Linked DNA regions of Homo sapiens: all the other regions are linked to region 3. A link is an interaction called in ENCODE POLR2A ChIA-PET data of the cell type or tissue named here. Cell type or tissue: endothelial cell of umbilical vein. All regions are shown on one strand.

Region 1 (4,000 bases), 200 kb after region 3:
GGCTGAGGCAGGAGAATCGATTGAACCCGGGAGGTGGAGGTTGCAGTGAGCCGAGATCGCGCCATTGCACTCCAGCTTGGGCAACAAGAGCAAAACTCTGTCTCAAAAAAAAAAAAAAAAAAAAGGCTGGGCGCAGTGGCTCACGCCTGTAATCCCAGCACTTTGGGAGGCCGAGGCAGGTGGATCATGAGGTCAGGAGATCAAGACCGTGCTGGCTAACATGGCGAAACCCCGTCTCTACTAAAAATACAAAAAAATTAGCTGGGCGTGGTGGCAGGTGCCTGTAGTCCCAGCTACTTGGGAGGCTGAGGCAGGAGAATGGCGTGAACCTGGCAGGCGGAGGTTGCAGTGAGTCAAGATTGCACCACTGCACTGTAGCCTGGGTGACAGAGTCAGACTCCGTCTCAAAAAAAAAAAAAAAAAAAGAAAAGAAAGGAAATTGTTGGCCGGGCGCTGTGGCTTACGCCTGTAATCCCAGCACTTTGGGAGGCCGAGGCAGGCGGATCATCTGAGGTCAGGAGTTTGAGACCAGCCTGATCAACATGGAGAAACCCTGTCTCTACTAAAAATACAAAATGAGCCGGGCGTGGTGGCGCATGTTTGTAATCCCAGCTACTCGAGAGGCTGAGGCAGGAGAATCACTTGAACCCAGGAGGCAGAGGTTGCAGTGAGCCGAGAGCGCACCATTGCACTCCAGTGCAGTGGAGTGCAGTGGTGCGATCTCGGCTCACGATCGTTAGCGTTTTTTAACACTCAAGTGTTTTTGGTTTTGTTTTTTGAGTTGGAGTTTTGCTCTTGTTGCCCAGCCTGGAGTGCAACAAGAGCTGGCATGATCTCAGCTCACTGCAACCTCTACCTCCTGGGTTCAAGTGATTCTCCTGCCTCAGCCTCCCAAGCAGCTGGGATTACAGGCATGCACCACCACACCCGGCTAATTTTGTATTTTTAGTAGAGATGGGGTTTCACCATGTTGGTCAGGCTGGTCTCAAACTCCCAACCTCAAGTGATCTGCCCGCCTCATCCTCCCAAAGTGCTGGGATTACAGGCATGAGCCACCATGCCTGGCCCACTCAAGCATTTTTTAATTAAGGTATGTATTTTTTAGATATGGTATTGAACACTTAAGAGACTACAGTATAGTGTAAACATAACTTTTGTATGCACTAGAAAATAAAAATTTCATGTGACTCACTTTTTTGAGATATTTGCTTTATTGCAGTGGTCTGAAACCAAACCTGTAATATCTCCAAGATATGCCTGTACTGAAGAGTAAGATTTTGTCAGTTAGAGTTTAATCTTGGAAAGACTACAAACCACTGTAATAACCTAAGCATTATTTGATTCCCCAAGGACCAATTTTCACCCCTTTGGGGGCCATATTAATTTTTTATGGCTGCTATACCAAAGTACTATGAATTTTATGGCTGAAAACAGCACGAACTTATTCCCTTGTAGTTCTAGAGGCCGGAAATGCAGTTCACTGGGGGTAATGTCAAGGTGTAGGGCCATACCCCCAGGAAGGCTCTGGGGAAGCGTACATTTCCTCTTCCAGCTTCCATCTTTTTCTGGCTTCCAGACTTGCATTCTGTGTGTTCACTGACTCATGTCTGCTTCCTCCATCTTTCAAAGCCAGCAGCCGTGTAGCATCTTGTTTCAATGTCACGTTGCCTTTTTCTTCTGTCAAGTCTCCCTCTGCCTGCCTCTCATGAGGACAGTGTGATTACACTTAGGGTCTACCTTGCTAATTCCGGATAATCTCTGCATCTCAAAATCCTTAATTTAATCGTATCTGCAAAGCTTGTGTTACCATATAAGGTAAGAGTCACAGGTTCCCAGGATTAGGAACTGGATATCTTTGGGGACCAATACTCAGCCACAGAGGTGATACCACTCCCCACCCCTTAAAAATGCATGTTCTACACCAGTAAGGAAGAAAGAAAATAAGAAAGAAGAGTAAAAGATAATAAATATGTAACTTTGGCTACAAATGAATTCTTTATTATATCTCATTCTATTTGGGGCACTTGCTATTAGAACAAAGAGAGAAGATATATTTAAAATTAATAGGATTCAGAAGAGTAGAGTTGATGATGTTCACCTCATTGCGATGTACTCACCCATTCATTTATTTTGCATTACCCTTCCTGCCTGGGGCCAGTCAGCAGAGGAGGGCAGTGAGTCACTCCAAGGTCAGACAGTATTATTACCCTCTTATTGTGATGGGCAAATCCACCATTAAGCTTCAGATTGAGAGAAACACCATTGAGTTGGCAAATGCTTTCGATGTGTACGTGCAGAAAGTCATATGTATCTACAATTTTCCAGACAGCGGCAAAGAGAAATGGAAACTCTGTGCTGTATTTTAATTGGCTGCAAAATGTTTCCTTCAGAAATTACCATTCCATTAAGCACCTACTCTGTGCAAACGCTTTGCAAACACTGCTGGGAATAGCTGCATGTATAAGGGCATGCCTACCTTTATTAGACTGTTCAGGGGAATAAAATGAAGTTACAATTTATTCTAATACTAGAATGCAGTTCTCTCCCCATGGACTGCACCTTTCAGGATAGTGGCCTGAATCAGAGCAGAAAACACCTGCTGGATATCCTCCAAGTACACAGTCTGATTAGTGCCCTCTGGGAAACATGGAGGCAGATACTACTTGGCTCTCCAGCCTAAGGGAAGTATTATTAATTAAAAACTTAAAGCCAGGTTCTTCTCTGTGTATGGTTATGCATGTCCTAGATGGCCTTGAAATTGATCTGTTCTCCATTAGCAATCTGTGAATTGTACTCCTGTCTGAAATTGAGTAGAGGTCAGAGCTATGAAGGTTGAATTCAACAAGAATTTTTATGAAGTATAACTAGAGTTAGTGCTCTGCTCTAACTGCTTTTGGAGACAGACTTTCCCCAGTGTATCCCATCAAATCACAGACTAAAAACAGTCTATTTCCCCTTATTCTTGGCCAGATAGGACCTAGGCACCTGAATTTTTTTTTAAACTAGATTTCCAGGAAATTTTATTGAAGGCTAACAGCATAGCATTTCATGTTGGATAAAGAAGATGCACAAGACGGGACATGGTAAGACACACCTGTAATCCTACCACTTTGGAAGGATGAGGCAGGTGGATCACTTGAGCTCAGGAGTTCAAGACCAGCCTGGGCAACATGGTAAGACCCTGTCTCTCCAAAACAAACAAACAAACAAACAAAAAAACAAAAATTAGCTGGGCATGATGGTGTGCACCTTTAGTCTCAGCTACTCGGGAGGCTGAAGTGGGATGATCACCTGAGCCCAGGGAGGTCAAGGCTGCAATGAGCCATGATTCCATCACTGCGCTCCAGCCTAGGATACAGAGTGAGACCCTGTCTCAAAAAAAAAAAAAAAAAAAAAAAAAAAAGGCCATATGCAGTGGCTCATGTCTGTAATCCCAGCACTTTGGGAGGCCAAGGCAGGTGGATCGCTTGAGGTCAGGAGTTCGAGACCAGCCTGGTCAACATTGTGAAACCAGTCTCTACTAAAATACAAAACAAATTAGCTGGGCATGGTGGCAGGCACCTGTAGTCCCAGCTACTAGGGAGGCCAAGGCAGGAGAATTGCCTGACCCCAGGAGGCGGACGTTGCAGTGAGCTGAGATCGTGCCACTGCACTTTAGCCTGGCCGACAGAGCGAGACTCTGTCTTAAAAGAAAAAAAAAAAATTCACAAAAGAAAAATTGTATTAAGTACAATTTAATATAATTTCTTACAAGTTTATTACCTAAAACTTTGCAAATAATTGAAGTTAGAAGCTTTGGATTTTGTTTTTAGAGCTTAATCCTTTTCTGTAAGTGGAAATCCTTTCCACTGGTTTATTTTCCTTTTGATTTTATTTTACTTTGACACCCTAAAGGTTTAGTGTTCCTGTTTTTAAATCTACTGATCGTTTCTTATGAGATTCCTTAGAGTGCCCTTTAAGTATGCACAGATTTTGCAAATGCATTCATTTTCTTATTTGC
Region 2 (4,000 bases), 250 kb before region 3:
TTTTTCTATTTTTAAATATAACATTCATTGTAGAAAGTTTGGAAACATAGTACAAGGAAGAAAATTTTTATAACTTACAATCACATTGCTGAGGATAACATTTTGTTAATGTTTTTGCATAGTTTTTTTTCCAATTTTTGTCTTCCTCTTGTCTGCTTTTTTCTCACATTTTTTTTATTATGAGCAGTGCCATAGCATTACATAAGCTTTTTTCTTTTCTTTTTTTTTTTTTGAGACAGAGTCTCACTCTGTCACCCAGTCTGGAGTGCAGTGGCACAATCTCGGCTCACTGCAAGCTCCGCCGCCTGGGTTCACGCCATTCTCCCGCCTCAGCCTCCCGAGTAGCTGGGACTACAGGTGCCCGCCACCACATCCGGCTAATTTTTTGTATTTTTAGTAGAGATGGGATTTCACTGTGTTAGCCAGGATGGTCCCGATCTCCTGACCTCATGATCCGCCCACCTCGGCCTCCCAAAGTGCTGGGATTACAGAGGTGAGCCACTGCTCCCAGCGCTTTTTTCTTTTTTTTTAAGATGGTGTCTCACTTTATTGCCCAGGCTGGAGTGTAGTGGCTCGATCTCTGCTCACTGCAGCCTCTGCCTCCCAGGTTCAAGTGATTCTCCTGCCTCAGCCTCCCCAGTAGCTAGGATTACAGGCGCCCACTACCAAGCCTGGCTAATTTTTGTATTTTTAGTAGAGATAAGGTTTCGCCATGTTGGCCAGGTTGGTCTCGAACTCCTGACCTCAAGTGATCCGCCTGCCTCAGCCTCCCAACATGCGTGAGCCACCGTGCCCGGCCAGCATTACATAAGCTTTCAAAACATGATTTTTACTATCCTATCCTAAAAGTTTTTTTTTTTTTTTTTTTTTTTTGAGACTGAGTCTCACTCTGTTGACCAGGCTGGAGTGCAGTGGTGCGATCTTGGCTCACTACAAGCTCCGCCTCATGAGTTCACACCATTCTACTGCCTTGGCCTCCCGAGTAGCTGGGACTACAGGCATCCGCCACCACGCCCAGCTGATTTTTTGTGTTTTTGGTAGAGACGGGGTTTCACCATGTTAGCCAGGATGGTCTCCATCTCCTGACCTCATGATCTGCCTGCCTCGGCCTCCCAAAGTGCCGGGATTACAGGCGTGAGCCACCACACCCGGTCAAAAGATTATTTTTTAATCTGAAATTATTTCCAAGGTAAATATTTTTCTTCCAGGTATTTTCCTAAGGACCCAAGTTCAAAACCTTGCATTACTCTGGTCTCCCTTTCTTTTTTTTTTTTTTTTGTCTTATGAGAAATCAAGTCTGAATTGATTTGGTTCAGAATCAAACCTGAATCTGATCACTAAATTCTACTAATTCTTTTCTTTCTATGTCTATCCACATAGTTCTGGCCCGGCCAGGCCCCTGTTTCCTCAGCCCAGATTATTGAAGTACTTTTCTGACTTTTTTATTTCTTTGTAGCCTCTTTTCTCTATGGTAATCTATTTTACATATCTCTTTGCATCATTACCTTGACAAAAATATTGACTGCCTCTACCTTATATGGCAGAGGTCCCAAACTTGAGCTCCAAGGCTGAACATAGTCTGCAAATTTGTTTTTCTACAACTCCACAGTGCTCTGACCATTATTTTTAAATTTGCTGGAATCCTTTCAAAGGGCCCCAGGTTTCACTGATTTGTGTTACCTGCCTGGCGTCTAGGCTTCCAGGTATGGCTGAGTAGACTTTGCTTTTTTTTTTTTTTTTTTTTCTGAGACAGAGTCTTGCTCTGTCTCCCAGGCTGGAGTGCAATGGCACGATCTCGGCTCACTGCAACCTCCACCTCCTGGGTTCAAACGATTCTCCTGCCTCAGCCTCCTGAGTAGCTGGGATGACAGGCGCATGCCACCACGCCCAGCTAATTTTTGTATTTTAGTAGAGATGGGGTTTCACCATGTTGGCCAGGCTGGTCTCGAACTCCTGACCTTGTGATCTGCCTGCCTCGGCCTCCCAAAGTGCTGGGATTGCAGGCGAGAGCCACCACGTCCAGCCGACTTTGCATTTTATAACTCCAGAGGGCACTGTGCACATAACATAAAAAGTTGTGCAGTGCACAGCCTATACAATCTGCACAACTCTACCTGGTGGCCCTATGGGAGCCTATGGCCATTTAGTGTGAACTCTAGTCTGTAAAACGAATATCATGCCCACTATATCGACTAATCAAGCCCATCCTGTACCATAGTCTGGAAAAGGCTGACATTCCTAAAAGCTTTGCACTCTAAGATAAGCCACGAAAACCAGAAATATTTCAAAAGCTTTGAATTCCAAGATAAGCCGTGAAGTTATTTTTTATGCAAAAGACAGAAACATACTGTTTTTCTTTTTATCAAGACTGACCCCAAAGTTATCCAATCAGAATTGTTGACTAATATATAACAATCTGAGCTATCTCCTGACTTTGTGATTTTTTTTTTTTTTAGACAGTCTTGCTCTTGACACCCAGGCTGGAGTGCAATGGTGCGATTTCGGCTCACTGCAACCTCCACTTCCTGGGTTCAGGCAATTCTCCTGCCTCAGCCTTGACAGTAGCTGGGATTACAGGCGCCCACCACCACATCCAGCTAATTTTTGTATTTTTAATAGAGACGGGATTTCACCATGTTATAGTTCAAATACTTTTTTAAAAATTAGATGTGCTAGTTCTGTACTAACTTGTCTTTTTTTGCAAGTTAAAATGCTAGTCAGTTCTCAAATTTGTCTGTGAATTTTGCAGGATAGAGTATAAAATTCCTTAAATCCTAATTCCAAGCTCTTTACAATGTGGGCCCTACATCCCTAAAGTTTTCTCCTTTGCGTAAATACTACACTTGAGACAAACTAATTGTTTTCCCCCAACATAAACTTTATAGTTCTCTTCTGTTGCATTTCTACTCTCCAATATTTCTGATTCTTTTCCTCTCTTTTTTTTTTTTTGGATAAACAAGTTTATTTGTAAATTTAGTCAACATACATAATTGACCTAAAAACTTCAATAAGATAAATTTTAAAACCACTTGGAAGGCCATCTCTATAAAAATGATTTTCCCAGGACAGTAACCAGATGTAACCTAACCTAACACCATCTTAACCGGCAGAGGTTCAGTGGGCTAGAGCTTTGTGCTCCTCCCCTACACCAAGTTTTTATAATACAAATGCCACAAGAAAAAGAACTTCAGTACTGTTTCCTCTTAGCAGAGGAGAAAACTCAACCTAGTTATGAGACCAACCACACAACACAATGAAAAGCTGCACTAGTTCAGAATATTAGTTAACAGATGATGCTGGTGTGAATAACTCATATTTTTTTCTAGAGCCCTTATAAATAAAATCCCCCAGTTAGTGTTTCCATTATCAGCTAGAGGGTTAGTTAACATGTGGTAGAATGAGGATTTATGCAAGGTATAAATGCACATAGCATTTTACTACTATGAGAACAAGTGCAGTCAGAAGAAAACCAACTGGACTCTAAATTACACACACCTTAATGACAAGACTCCCCACCACTTGTGAATGTAAAACATTTAATTTGAAAATGTTGACACTACAATATATAAAATAGCTATTATAAATGCACATATTGTATTCTATAGCTGCCAGGTTTAATTTTTTTTTTTTAAAGGAAACTATAAGTTACACTGTGGTTAAGGTTTGTATCTTCACCCTTGAAAAAGCCTACATTCTATCACAGTGATGTATGGTCAGACTTAACAGCCCCAATTGTTAAACACTTGGATCAAGTCATAACCAGTTTTATTGCAAAAGGACCCTGTTGTACACATTTATCAATTCTAGTACCTTAATAGCTACCCAACAAGTCATTAACATACAGAAACATGCATCATGAGAAGCAAGAAATATCACGCATCCGTTTTGCATATTAACAACTTGTCACTCCTGAGCAACAGTGCTGACATCACTGAGGTCTGTAAACAGTCACTTTTCGCATTCATCCTGAGTGAAAGATGGAATGACTTAAGTACAAATG
Region 3 (4,000 bases):
AGCATCTCAGTATGTTGCCCAGGCCGGTTTCAACCCCCTGGGCTCAAACAATCCTCCCACCTTGGCCCCCAAAGTGTTGGGGTTTCAGGCATGAGCCGCTGCGCCCAGCCTTGTTATTTTCTATTCTATTGTTTTGTTTGCTTATCATTCTTGGCTTCCAACAGCAATTTTTAAAAACTGTTTTGGGGTAGAGGGAGTATGGCTAACAGCTGTTTTTTCCTTAAATCTGCGCTGTGGATCTTAGAACCAGATGCCTGTTATTCACTCCCAAGCCTCCTAGGCAACCCGCCAGTGAGATCGTCCCGCCAGTGAGATCGTCCCGCTGTTAGTCTTTGAGTTGATGGCCAGTCAGCCCTGGGTCTTAGTGGGTGGGAATAGAAGTGGGGGATGCAGAGAGAAAGCTCATTAAACATGGCCTTGCCCTAGGATTCAGAATGCAGTGCGCCTGCACTGAATCAACCTGTCAGAGAGGCTGTTCTTTGAAAAGAAGTTTGGGTCTGTCATTTAAAAAAATTAAACAATTTAGAAATGTAGTCCTCTCCTGCTTAACATCAGTAATCTATTACTGAAAATTGGTTGTTCTGCATGAAAATGCTAACCTTCAGCCTATTTATTTTATTTTAAACAGAAAAATTATACTATGTCAACCCCAAACCCTCAATCAATTTCTTAAAAGGTTAACTAAAGCATGGTAAGGTACCTAAATATAATTCTTATAAAACAAAACATCTGGTCAGTTGTGAAATGTTTAAAACATTGCTTCTTGATCACCAAATAATTAATATGGTGAATAACAGATAGGGGCTTTTGTGCAGTAGAAGATTCAAGACCAAGACAAGCTCATGTTTCCCTTTAGGCGGGCTTCCTCCTGAGGGAGGCCCCTGACCTCCCTCTTCTTAGAGCATTTGCTTTAGAAAACTTGTAAATTTTCTCTCTGATACTTCGAGATGCCAATTTTTTTTTTTTTTTTGGTCATTTTACCTTTAGTCGATGCATAATCTTTAAAAAAGCTTTGTCAGTTTTACAACCCAGGAAAGTCTTTCTCCAAGACCTGGGAACTATTTCTTTGAAATGCAATCAGCAGGACATAGCATCCTTATCTCTGTTTCTGTGGGAGGGCAGCAGGAGCCTGACTCCAAATTGCCTTGCTCCAAGTTTCAAGATATCGTGCTCTAAGTTACAAAACTAACTCTTGTCACAAAGCTAGGATACGTTTATTTCTCCTTTTTGTTGATTTTTGAACAATTAGAATTTATTTCTCACAGTTCTGAAGGCTGCGTGTCTGAGAGCAGGGTCCCAGCACAGCCAAGTTCTGGTGAGGACCCTCTTCCAGTGGCAGATGCCCACTTCTGGTGCTATCTCCCATGGAGGACAGCAGAGGCTATAATTCCTTTGGAGAAAGCCTACTAGCAAATACACAATGGAATTTTATTTAGCCTTTCAAAAAAAGGAATTTCTGCCATTTGCGACAACATAGATGAACCTGGAGAACTATGCTAAATGAAAAAAAGCCAGGCAGGGAAGGACACATACTGCAGGATCTCACATGTATGTGGAATCTAAAACAATCAAGCTCATAGAAGTAGAGAATAAAATGGTGGTTACCAGGGGCTGGGAGCGAGGAAATGGGGAAATGTTGGTCAATGGGTACAACATTTCAGTTAGACAGGAGGAATATTTTTTTGAGATCTATTGCACAGTATGAGAACTATAGTTAATAATAATGTACTGTATATTCCAAAAATGCTAAGTGAATACATTTCAAATGCTCTTCCTACCAAAAAAATGATGAGTATTGGCTGGGCATGGTGGCTCACACCTGTTATCCCAGAGTTTTGGGATGCCAAGGCAGGCAGATCACTTGAGGCCAGGAGTTCAAGGCCAGCCTAGGCAACATAGTGAAACCCTGTCTCTATAGAAAATTAAAAAAATTAGACAGACGTGATGGTGTGTGCCTGTAGTCTTAGCTACTCAGGAGGCTGAGGTGGGAGGATGGCTTGAGCCCAGGAGTTCAAAGTTACAGTAAGCTATAATGGTGCCACTGCACTCCAATCTGGGCAACAGAGTGAAAACTTGTCTCTCTAAAAAAATAAAAAAAAAAAAAGATGAGTATTGAGGTAATGGGTATGTTAATTAGCTTGATTTAATAATTTCACATTGTTTACATATATTACAACATCACTCCGTACCCCATAAAGACATCAAATTATAAAAAGCCAACGGCAAACACAAATGGCCTGTGACTTCCCTTATGTCCTTCAGTACTAATTCACCCAATCCTTTAAAACCTATCCCTTCTGGGCCGGGTGCGGTGGCTCATGCCTGCAATCCCAGCACTTTGGGAGGCAGAGGCAGGCAGATCACGAGGTCAGGAGATCGACGTCAACCTGGCTAACACAGTGAAACCCCGTCTCTACTAAAAATACAAAAAATTAGCTGGGCGTGGTGGTGGGCACCTGTAGTCCCAGCTACTCTGGAGGCAGAGGCAGGAGAATCACTTGAACCCGGGAGGCAGAGGTTGCACTGAGCCGAGATCCCGCCACTGCACTCCACCTGGGCGACAGAGAGAGACTCCGCCTCAAAAACAAACAAACAAACAAACAAACAAACAAAACCTATCCCTTCTGATGAGCAGTTTAGTTCATACTTAGTTCTGGCCCTCTCCCCTCCTGCAGTTTAACTTTGCCTAAAGTTTCAACGTTGTTCAGTGCAATTTTTCCTTTGACACCACCAGTGGTCCTGTGTTGCACCCCTTTTGTTTTGTTTCATTTTGTTTTTTTGTCTTTTGGTTTATTTGGTAGAGACAGGGTCTTGCTTTGTTGTCCAGGCTGGCCTTGAACTCCTGGCTTCAAGGGCTCCTCCTGCCTCGGCCTCCCATGGTGCTAGGATTATAGGTATGAGCCACAGCACCTGGCCTATTGCACCCCTTTTGTTGTTGTTTGTTGTTTTTTGGTTTTGAGACAGTGTCTTGTTCTGTTGCCCAGGCTGGAGCACAGTGGCATGATCGTGGCTCACTGCAGCCACTACCTCCTGGCTCAATCGATCCTCCAGCTTTAGCCTCCTGAGTAGCTGGGACTACAGAAGTGTACCACCATGCCTGGCTAGATTTTTGAATTCTTTGTAGAGACAGAGTTTCACCTTGTTTCCTAGGTTGGTCTTGAACTCTTGAGCTGAAGCCATCCAACTGCCTCGGCCTCCCAAAGCGCTGGGATTACAGGCGTGAGCCACCGCACCAAGCCTGTTTCGTGTTTTGTTTTTTAAGACAGGGTCTTACTATGTCACCCAGGCTTGAGGGCAGTGGCGTGATCATGGCTTACTGCAGCTTTGACCTCCCAGGCTCCAGTGATCCTCCCACCTCAGCCTTCTGAGTAGCTGGACTACACACGTGCTCCACCACACCCAGCTAATTTTTGTTCTTTTTTTTTTGAGACAGAGTCTCGCCCTGTCACCCAGGCTGGAGTGCAGTGGTGCAATCTCAGCTCACTGCAACCTCTGCCTCCTGGGCTCAAGCGATTCTCTTACCTCAGCCTCCAGAGTAGCTGGGACTACAAGCTCAGGCCACCACACCCAACTAATTATTTTTATTTTTATTTTTATTTTTTGAGACAGAGTCTCACTCTGTCACCCAGGCTGGAGTGCAGTGGCAACCTCCTCCTCCTGGGTTCAAGCAATTCTCCTGCCTCAGCCTCCTGAGTAACAGGGAATACAGGTGCCCACCACCACGCCTGGCTAATTTTGTATTTTTAGTACAGATGGGGTTTTACCGTGTTGGTCAGGCTGGTCTTGAACTTCTGACCTCAGGTGATCCACCTACCTCAACCTCCCAAAATTCTGGGATTATAGGCGTGAGCCACCACTCCTGGCCAATTTTTTGTATTTTTAGTAAAGATGGGGTTTCACCATGTTGGCCAGGCTGGTCGTGAACTCCTGATCTCAGGTAATCCACCCACCTTGGCCTCCCAAAGTGCTGGGATTACAGGCATGAGCCACTGCACCCAGC

Evidence for each region. ChIA-PET counts read pairs that join two places held together with the same protein. Peaks named below come from ENCODE experiments on the same cell type or tissue, not always from the same donor. Only the 100,000 strongest peaks of a DNase experiment are listed, where the experiment ranks them.
Region 1: POLR2A ChIA-PET joins it to region 3 with 9 read pairs; 4 of 35 experiments call an interaction of 5 or more read pairs at or near these places.
Region 2: POLR2A ChIA-PET joins it to region 3 with 5 read pairs; 3 of 35 experiments call an interaction of 5 or more read pairs at or near these places.

The regions. Positions count from the first base shown.
Region 1 is chr12:32,238,841-32,242,840 of GRCh38, forward strand. All of the region lies in intron 2 of BICD1 (BICD cargo adaptor 1), which reads left to right. Among named protein-coding and RNA genes, the nearest start is that of BICD1-AS1, 130 kb to the left of the region's middle. In endothelial cell of umbilical vein, no CTCF peak of the experiment used is centred here; DNase peaks (open chromatin) are centred at 1,631 and 2,191; H3K27ac peaks cover 813 bases.
Region 2 is chr12:31,787,666-31,791,665 of GRCh38, forward strand. H3-5 (H3.5 histone) reads right to left here. Exons shown (of 1, transcript NM_001013699.3): 1 at 3,520-4,000. Among named protein-coding and RNA genes, the nearest start is that of H3-5, 2.6 kb to the right of the region's middle. In endothelial cell of umbilical vein, no CTCF peak of the experiment used is centred here; a DNase peak (open chromatin) is centred at 2,136.
Region 3 is chr12:32,039,257-32,043,256 of GRCh38, forward strand. No RefSeq gene overlaps it. Among named protein-coding and RNA genes, the nearest start is that of BICD1, 66 kb to the right of the region's middle. In endothelial cell of umbilical vein, no CTCF peak of the experiment used is centred here; no DNase peak of the experiment used is centred here.